2 separate regions of the Homo sapiens genome follow, and region 2 is linked to region 1. Evidence: chromatin loops called from intact Hi-C (ENCODE). Cell type or tissue: endothelial cell of umbilical vein. All regions are shown on one strand. Region 1 overlaps TCF12 (transcription factor 12). Region 2 holds the start of LINC03065 (long intergenic non-protein coding RNA 3065).

Region 1 (5,000 bases):
GTATTCACCATGAAATATCTGACTTGTAGATTAACTTGCACATTATTGAGAAACCAAAATTGTTATTGAGTAAATTAAACAATGACAAAGTTAGGTAAGAGTTGTTATCTATCGGTAGGATGTCACTGCTTTTCTTTATTTTGTTTTACTATTTTGTTCAAGATAAAGTTGATAGGGCAGGGAGCAGGGAGCAGTGGCCCACGCTTCTAATACTAGCACTTTGGGAGGCTGAGGTGGGAGGATTGCTTGAGCCCAAGAGTTCAAGACCAGGCTGGGCAACAAAGTGAGACCTTGTGTCAATTATACTTTAAAAATAAAAAGAAAAAAGAAAGATTATGGTTTTAAATGAACATATTACTAGGCAATGGAGTTATATATAACTAGCCTTTTAGATACTTCATTTGCTGGCATAAATGTTATTAGAATACAAAGCTTTTGGACTCTTGTCTTAGAACTGAGAAGTTGTAATTATGTTTTCAAATTCCTTTTTTGGTTCAGCCTTTCATTTCCTGTGAGGGTTTAGACTTTTAATTATGCCTCTTGCAGGTATGATTATAAAAATACAATTTAAGGCTGGGCATGGTGGCCCATGCCTGTAATCTCAGCACTTTGGGAAGTCGAGGCTGGCAGATCGCTTGAGGCCAGGAGTTCAAGACCAGCCTGGCCAACATGGCGAAACCCTGTCTCTACTAAAAATACAAAACTTAGCAGGGTGTGGTAGCACACGCCTGTAATCCCAGCTACTCTGGAGGCTTAGGCATGAGAATGGCTTGAGCCCGGGAGGTGGAGGTTGCAGTGAGCCAAGATTGCACCAGTGCACTCCAGCCTGGGCAACAAAGCAGGACTTTGAGACATACACACACACGCACACACACACACCACACACACACACACACACACACACACACTTTAAGATTGGTGTGGACACCTGGTATCATCTATGCCAGTGGATCACAGCTTGAATCTTGAATCTTGAATACAACAAGATTCAAAATACATCAGAAAAACCTAACAAATTCTGTGGATTCTATACTTTACCAAAATAAAATGGTAATTAAACATCAGGTTTCTTTCACTGGAATTATTTCAACTCAGTATGGCAATGCTTCATTTACCTTTTAATCTGAAGTTCTGAACTGCAGTTACATGGCTTTGAGTTTTCTTTTTTGCTTTTGTTCATTTGTTGTTGTTGTTGTTTTTCTAGAGACGGTCTCTCTCTGTCACCCTCGCTAGAGTACAGTGGCACAATCATAGCTCACTGCAGGCATGAACTCCTGGGCTGAAGCGATCCTCCCACCTCAGTCTCCTAGGTAGCTGGGATTACAGGTGCACACCACCCAGTGAATTTTTTAACTTTTTGTAGAGACAGGTCTTGCCATGTTGCCCAGGCTGGTCTCAAACTCCTGGGTTCAAGGGATCTTCCCACCTTGGCCTCCCAAAGTGGTAGTATTACAGGCATGAGCCACCATACCCTGCCTTGATTTTTCCTTTTAAGAGAGAAAAATATTTATCATAATGGAATTTTAAAAAAAGAGTCTGAGAGACAAAAATCTTTCAAAATAGGAATTCAGAGTTTTGGGGTGGAGTGCATAATAAAATGTTTTATTAGTGGTGAAATGGCTAGGAAGTCTTTGGCCTAGTTTAATGGTTTAATGCCTGCATTTTACAGAAATGGAAAATTAGGCTCAGGGAGAGTCAACGACCTACCCTAAGCTCTCTTGCCTCCTGAGAGGCAGAGCTGAAACCTGGATCCCTGTCTCCTGACTCCCAGTTTAGTGCTCTTTCGCGTTACATGATATAACTCCACAGTTTTCTGGGACCTGAGTAGCCCATCTTATATTACATAGAATACTAATGAATGATAGGGAGAATACTTCTGCCCTACTGCATACACATGTGCTACTGCTACATAGAACAAGTAGCTTAACAAATTTCTTCCAAGTTTTATATCTGTTTCCCAGTGTCTGTTTAGGGACACTTGTCATTGTTAGGAATAGTGAAGCATAACCAAATACTGGTCAAGCACTGCTTGTTTTGCGTTGTTCTTTGTTGAAAATGTATGACTGACACCATTTCCCATCTTTTTCCCTGTTGATGTCACTCTTCTTAGATGTCTTTTCAAAGTGAAGTATTTTTTGGCTTTTGTTAAGAATGGTCACCAGAATTTACTAATAAGAAACCATTCTTAAAAGATACGTCTTTTCATAAATTCAAGATCTGTATGATTTCTTCCAGTGAATATAGCAAAAATTAGCTTTGCTTTTTTACTTTATTGTCACAAATGTGAGGGAGGATGTTTTGGTAGACTCAACATTTATTTAGAGGCAAGAAGTATTAAAAAATTACTACCACTAGCAAGAATTTTTACTGAAACAAAAATATAGATTGGGGACCAAAAAATAACTTAATGTATAAGTTACTTACAGCTTTGGATTGCAGATTTTTGAAATGGTTCTGGGCTAAGATGCAGATGTTAACTTCTGGTCTTTTAAAAAATGAATTTAAAATAGAATAGAATATCTTGGTGCTGTTCCATTTCTCATAAATTGAAAGGATCTGATGTCTTCCAGTTCAGAAGAAAAAAAAATCGCACAGGCCAAAAGAAGAAACAAAAAAACGGGTGGCACTTTCTTTAAGAGACAGCTAATTTGACCCAAGACATCATGTTCACAAAAATTATTTAGCTTTACAGATGATTTTGAATGATAGCTTTGTTTGCCTACAGTTTTGTTTTGTTGTTAGATTGCCTAACGAGTCAATAGCGCAAAGCCTTGTGTCAGTCTTGAAAGCTCTTCAGAAGTGCTGGTTTCTTAAGGAATTTAAAAACCTGAGGGTCATCCTCATTGTTTTTTTTAATGTGTGCATACACACACCTTTAGGCAGTCCTTTGATTATGGAGCCATCTGCAGGAAAATTATCAAGTTGCAACATAGTTAATGATTCTCTTACTGTGTTACTTCAAGTGGTAAATGAGAAGTGACAAACTGCAATTCACGTAGGGAAGGAAAGGGGAAAGAAAGGGACAGCCAAGAGATGCAGGGGCAGGGGGACCCCCCCTCTTTAATTTTTCAAAGAAAACTGCTTTGTCGTTGTGAGTTTGTGATCAAAAGAAACGTGCAATTTGCTTCAGATTTTACATATTCTCAGTAATTATATAGTTCTGTCTCATTTGAAGGGTTATCTAATGATTGCCTTTTAGAAGCTTTGTATGATCTGTCAGTTCTGTTCATGTTGATGTCGGAGGGATACAATTTATTCACCTCAGAAAGAGATTTATTTGCTTTCTTCTCCAGGAGGTATGGCTGTTTTTACATATCCTCATTATAGTCGTATGGTTGTCAAAAGGAAATTAATTGTTCTTTTGCCTTAAAAATGCAGTTTACAGAGGTGATTGTTTCCATTGGCTATATAGGTAGGTGTTTTCTGTTTTGTTAATCATTAAGCATTTCTAAAACTCAATTTAGACTTGAGATATTTGTAAAGAAACAGTATGACATCTGATATCCTGTATCTGAGACAGACGCTATTTTATGAATTTTAGCATGTGTCTTTACATTGTGTTGAGAAGTGTATATTTATATGTGTTGATATCCAAATAAGTTATTTACCAGTACTCAGACTAATCTTTAATATCCACTGGTTATTGGTTTGGTTAAGATTTTGGTAATCACAATTGAGGCTTAATTGGAACAGTTTTTTTCATGGAGTGCCACTTGAGTAAAGATCACAAAAATCAAGTCTTTGATTTTTAAGATTTTCATACAGTGGAAAGATAGTAATTAGAAGGCTTTTTACTGATAGACTGGGTTATCAGCAAGATGGGAGTGATTGTTGAATTAAAAGATGCACTATTGATTTTAGATCAATAACACTATTAACTTTAAATAATATGCATTGAATGCTAGTGGATTGGTTTGAAAATGATGCATTATTTCACTGGAGTTTTATATTCTTGATTTCTTTCTTGCAGAAGTAAATTTTCTAAAATGTGAGGATATTAGAAAAACCAGAATAACAACTTTCTGAACATATTTACAAAGTAGCATATACTACCAGAGAAGTCTGCAATATAATGTTCAGATATAAAACCTGGAATTTTGATGTCTGACTTAATTAGCAAGGCTAACTAAAATACTGCACATTTGAGAGACAGCATTCACTCACATGTCATCTCTTTACAAGGTAGATGAGGAAGAAGAGGCATTGGGGAAGGTTCTTTTGCTTTGAATTTGTTCAGTTGCAGATTCTCTCACTATCCTCTTAAATCTATCCTCACCCCTACCTCCCTTGCAGCCAATAATTTATTACTTACCGAGTTCATCCTTTAGGAAAATATAGTGTTCATTCGTGGAGTTATTCATGTGTCAGCTTTTAAGTTTGGCTTCATTTATTACTCTGAAAGTCTGTTTTCCAAGATTTGATTCACTTAGAAATAATGTTGAAACTTTTCGTGAGGAATATTATGAGTGGGTTTTAGGTTTACTTTTCCAGCCAGATCTTCTGGCTTTTGGGACAGTGGAATGTTGCCTGTTTGTTTTAGAAGAATATACAGTAAGATTAACCACTAACTGGCCTATGTTAACTAATTCAAGATACATAATTCACTTCAATTAAAAATTTTCTTTCCAAAACTATTTAGAATTTTGTGTTACCTTTAGAAACATTCTTGCTTACGGATCATTTAAAAATAGCTATAACTGTTGTAGTGATCCAAATATCAGGATAAAAATGAGCTAATAAAGTAGATAAAAATACTGCGTGGATAACTCTAAGAAATTTTATATAGCTCTCCAAGGAAGATCTGTTTCCCAATCAACAGAAAAGTAAGATGGAAGAGGGAAATTTTGCCTGGAAGCCTGGAATTTAAACTGAAGTTTCCAGAGAGCTCTTACTTGGTAGACTTTTTGAAAACATCTTTTCCTATATCGTCAGTAAAGAAGTAACTTGTTTAGGCAAAGCACGTTATGGCTTTTTCTTGCCTAGTTTAGGTCTGTGCTTAA
Region 2 (5,000 bases), 330 kb before region 1:
GTATGGCTGGGTGTGGTGGCTCACACCTGTAATCCCAGTACTTTGGGAGGCCAAGGTGGCAGGATCACTTGAGCCCAGGATTTCAAGACCAGCCTGAGAAACATAAGGAGATCCTGTCTCTATGAATTTTTTTTTTGAGACGGAGTCTTGCTCTGTTGCCCAGGCTGGAGTGCAGTGGCGCGATCTTGGCTCACTGCAACCTCTGCCACCCAGGTTCAAGCGATTCTCTTGCCTCAGCCTCCCGAGTAGCTGGGATTACAGGTGTATGCCACCACACCCGGCTAATTTTTGGATTTTTAGTAGAGATGGGGTTTCAGCATCTTGGCCAGGCTGGTCTTGAACTCCTGACCTCGTGATCCACTCGTCTTGGCCTCCCAAAGTGCTGGGATTACAGGTGTGAGCCACTGCGCCCGGCCCCCCAAAAAAATGTTTTTTATATCAGCTGAGCGTAGTTGCTTGTGCCTATAGTCTCAGCTACTCAAGAGACTGAGATGAGTGGATCACCGGACCCCACCACATCGAAGCTGCAGTGAGCAGTGAGCCATGATCACACCACTGCTCTCTAGCCTGAGCAACAGAGCCAGACCCTTTTGCCAAAAGAAAGAAAGAGAGAAGAGAGGGGAGAGACAGAGATAGAGAAGGGAGGGAGAGGAGGGAAGGGGAGGGGAGGGAAGGGAAGGAGACGGATAAATATAGAACAATTTAGAGGTGATGAAGAAGAGTAGATACAGAAACATTCTGAGGTAGAGGAAAGGAAAAATGAAGGAACTTGTTGGGGCCTAAGCCACAGCCACTTTTTTTCTGGCAAAATTTGATGCTGTTCTGATTATATCCTTCCATGTGTTCACAAAGGGTGATTTCTCTCCCCAGCGTGAGGAGTAGATTACGATTAGTGTCATTCCTCTTACAAATAATCAGTTTAGGATTCGTGTGTGACACAATTATGCCTAGTGGGACTCAGTTCTGCTAGAAGCCTCTAAAAAGGGTTTCCCTTCCTTTATTGTGAGATGGAGGGAGGGAGGGGGAGAGACAGAGAGAGAGGGAGAGAGGGAGAAAGGGAGAGAGAGAAATAGTATTCCTATACTTTGCTACTTTGCTGGATGCCCGACTGTATTTGACATCAAGACAAGCAGACGCCATCGTATAGCCATGAAGGGACATGACAGGAGAAATTACCATCATGTGAAGATGGCAGAGCAGAAAGAAGAATCCCACTTCAATCTCGGACAACTTCCCTAAGTTATTTGACCAACCAATAGTGGAACCACCTTTCTCCAAACTTCTTATTTTATGGGATAATAAATTCCATATTTTTCAAATTTCCACCTCTAGTCAGGTTTCCTGTTGTTTGCACTTTTGTTCATACCTTTTTTTTTCTACTAAAGGAAGAAGTGAGGGCATGTGTTATGAATGTGAAATCTGGAAGTTAAAAAGTTTGAAACAGATATTTCAGTTTTCACTTATAGCCTCCTTCCATCTTCTTCCCCCTCCCCAACTCCTACTGGATTCAGACAAGGGCCAGGACACAAGGCTGAATGCAAAAGGACCCCTCCCTTCCCAAGACTTTATCTTTGTTCCTAGCTCAAGCTCAGTGTGTCTGGCTCCTTCTTCCTCAAAGATTTGTTCTGTCCCAGGAGGCTCCTCAATCGCTCCAGTCAATTGGCTTCTAGAGCCTTGCCCTATCAGTTCCACAGATACATCCACACGTCTGAACTCCAGCCACAGTTTAGACTCAAGTGGGGAGCTCCCACCGCAGCACCGTTCTGTACCTGTAACTAGCAATGGTTTGTAGCCTTTGAGCAGAAATAGGGAATGAAACTGCCGAGAATTTAGGGATGGAAACTGGCACAGGCATGGGAAACCGTTTGAGAATGCAGGAGTTAGCTGGGTTTACTAGATTATAACTCTTATGAAGACCACATAGCACACAACTCAGCATATAAATTAGTCTTAACACATATACATTGAATTTCTTTGAAATGACCAAATTGTAGGCAGATAAAATGGCTTCCTTTTACAGAATCTTCCCTTCAGAGAGTGCCTTTCAATGGCACCACCTTCCCTCCACCCAAAATAAAACCTTCAACATTTTCACCTTAAGTGAAATGTTTATAACACACTTTGAAATAGTGAGTGTGGTGAAGATAGTTCTATTCAATCTGCTACGAAGAAACAAGACACAAAGATCTGACTTGGCCACCATCCCCGAAGGCATCCGTGGCAGAACTGGGATGGTCCCTCATTCCCCAGTGGTCTCAAGCGTTTGTTCTGATGTCCCTGTATGTAATTGTTTTGATAGCAATTTTCCTGGTTCTCTCTCACTAGCTTGCTAACTACGCATGTCAATCACATTCAGGAACACCATGGGCCTAAGGGTCAGCCACATCTCAGGAGAATGTGATTCAAAAGAGGACACAAGGCATAATATAGCACTTTCTCCTTCTAGCATGTATGTCAGTTGCGTTGCGGCCTCGAAAGTCTGACAATGTGTAAAGAGAGTGTTGCATTTTTTTTCCTTCCCCCAGATGCAGAAAGGAAAGGATTTATGAAGTACTCTGACCACAATTTTAAAGCAAGTGAGAAACCCAACAGTGTAAGATCCTCTTACTAGAGAACACTCAATGGTACTGAAAGAGTTCTCCACCTAAACTCTAAAGAACCCGAAGAGAGGTCCAGTTTTTTCCTCCCAAAGATCCATCTCCAGAGCTTCACTCCCTAGTCCGTTAGGGAAGCCGGGACGGTGGGAGAGCCACAGATACTCTTTCTCCTACGGAACCCTTGGACCTCTTGCCCCGTTTCCCTGTCACTTTAGGGAGCAGCACGCAGGAGACTAGAGGCCAGGGTCCAAGCCCGCAGCCGTAGCAGGCCGGACGAAGAAAGCGGGCCGGAAGGGCAGCGTCGCGGTGCTGGAGGCTGTTGCTGGGAGGCGTGGATTCTGGAAAGTGCGTGTGCGCGTCCCTGGAGCACCGCCCGCGGAGCCGATTGGCCCGGACGCGCGGCGGGGGAAGCCCTTGGCTAATCTCCTGCCACTCAGCCCGGCTGACGTCGGCGCCCGGGATGCAGCGCCGCGAACCTCTCGCCCCGCCGGGCCGGGCCGCGCGCGGAAGGACAAATAGTTCCGGCGGCAGTGCCGCGCACCTCTACGCGGCTCTGCTCGCCCCGCCCGGGCTGCCGAGCCCGAGGCAGGGGTGGCGGGAAGTGGGGGCGGGCGGAGCAGGGCCGGCCTGTGCGGCTCTCGGACCCCGGCTCCGCTCTTTGCGGCCAGACGGGTGGATTGCGCTCCCTAGGGAAGAGTAATTGGATTCCAGGCTCCCTCCAGCCGGGATCAGCGGAAGTCGGCTGCTAAGCCTGCAGCCTGGGAGGGGCGTGTGGGGAGGAAGGAAAGGTGGGGAGCGCCGCCGGGAGGGACACGGTGAAACCACTGTCCTCTTAAGTGCCTGCGTGCTTGTTTCTGTACAGGCCGCATCGGGAAGCTGGGTATAGAGAAGGATTAACAGAGATTGCACCCTGGTGACCTTTCCCCTCAGGCACGTGACTCTTGCCCCTTCCAAGTTGTCATCCTCATTGTGAAATTCACCTGGTAGCTGATACTCAGGAGAGGAATACTTTGGAAGCCTGAGTCTTCTAGCCATCACCCTTCTGTTTTTCTCTCAAAGCTCCACTTGGAGCTCAGCTGGAGAAGGAACCCTGTGAAGTCTGGAATTGGACATGTCTCTTATTAACGAAGTAATTGTGGAGAAAACAGCATTCTTACCACTATCATCCAGGAAAGTATCCCAAGTCCCTTCCTTGGCAGTAGCAAACTTCCCTTAATTCCCTTCCCCTTGAGGAGATGCAGCCAGAATGAGAGCCTTAAGCAGAGTTTTTGGGTGAAATGATAGGCATGTTCTAGGAATTGTGACTTAAACTTGGACCTCTTGTGATTTTTTTTCTTTTCATCTTAATTACTGCATTTCACTCATTCATCATGAAATAAACTCTTACTGAAGGCTTTGTTTGTTCCAGGCTCTGTTCTACTTATCAGACATACGTCAGTGAGTAAAACGAATGCACTCATGGAACCTCATTACAGTTGCTCTAGTGGGGGAGATAGTACATTTACAATCATATACAATTGTATAATGTCATGTAGGGAAGAGCGCTATGAAGAAAAAGAGCAGAAGGACGAAGTATGCAGATGAGAGTTGAACATTATTTTATATTTTAGATAAGTTGATTGAAGAAGGCCTCTTTGAGGAAGTTATGTTTAAACAGAGGTCTAGATAAATGAGGTAGAAAGCCAAGCAAATATTGGGGTTGGGGGGGTTGGGGAGAAGATTCTGGGCAGAAGTAAGAGCAAGTGCCAAGGCTCTGCAGCCAGAGACAGTTTGGTGAGTCTGAATTAGTAGAAAGGAGGCCAATGTGAATGCTGTGCAGTAAGCCAGAAAAACAGTTAGAAATAAGGCTGGAGATGGGGTGATGAGTATGTGCATGCTTGGCATTTACTTTTAACATAATTTGAAACTTCTCTAAGTTTTGTATGCACTAAAGTGTCCTGCATTCTTCCTGTGTCTCCACCAGACACTACATTTCATTTCATTCAGAGACACCACTTTTTTTCCTCTTGGTCTAGCAGTAAGTGTTTATTTCTGTTTTTCTCTCACCCTCTTCTACTGATCTATAACTATTGGTTCAAATGTTTCTTCTGTGCAGATCCTTATCTTTAATGTCACCTTTTTTTCCCCCAACTTGTATATTTGCCTCTTTATCTCATCAACGTATCTAACTGGACGTCCTGCCATCTTTAGGTTTCGACAGGTCTAAAACCAATCTCATAATCTCATTATCTTTCCAAAATCACTTCCCTTCTTTCTCATTGATACCACTGCTATCTCTGCCACCCAAGCTGAAAACACCGATGTCATTTTTTACCTGTTCCTTCCCTTTATTTCTTTTATCCAGTCATCTCAGGGCCTTCAATTTATCCTTTAAAATACCTCCTCTGTCAGATCCCTTCCTCT

What was found. Peaks named below come from ENCODE experiments on the same cell type or tissue, not always from the same donor. Only the 100,000 strongest peaks of a DNase experiment are listed, where the experiment ranks them.
Region 2: a loop joins it to region 1, with 2.4 times the contacts of the local background. A loop is called at or near these places in 3 of 110 quality-filtered maps.

What each region holds. Positions count from the first base shown.
Region 1 is chr15:57,211,101-57,216,100 of GRCh38, forward strand. All of the region lies in intron 8 of TCF12 (transcription factor 12), which reads left to right. Among named protein-coding and RNA genes, the nearest start is that of SNORD13D, 65 kb to the right of the region's middle. In endothelial cell of umbilical vein, a CTCF peak has its summit at 2,909 (motif pointing left); a DNase peak (open chromatin) is centred at 2,891.
Region 2 is chr15:56,884,229-56,889,228 of GRCh38, forward strand. It overlaps TCF12-DT (TCF12 divergent transcript), which reads right to left. Exons shown (of 4, transcript NR_015419.2): 4 at 1,942-3,696. It overlaps LINC03065 (long intergenic non-protein coding RNA 3065), which reads left to right and starts at 2,840. Exons shown (of 2, transcript NR_183870.1): 1 at 2,840-2,942; 2 at 3,528-3,993. RefSeq lists an enhancer at 2,674-2,763 and a silencer at 2,884-3,313. In endothelial cell of umbilical vein, no CTCF peak of the experiment used is centred here; DNase peaks (open chromatin) are centred at 3,003 and 3,283; H3K4me3 peaks cover 1,077 bases; H3K27ac peaks cover 1,667 bases.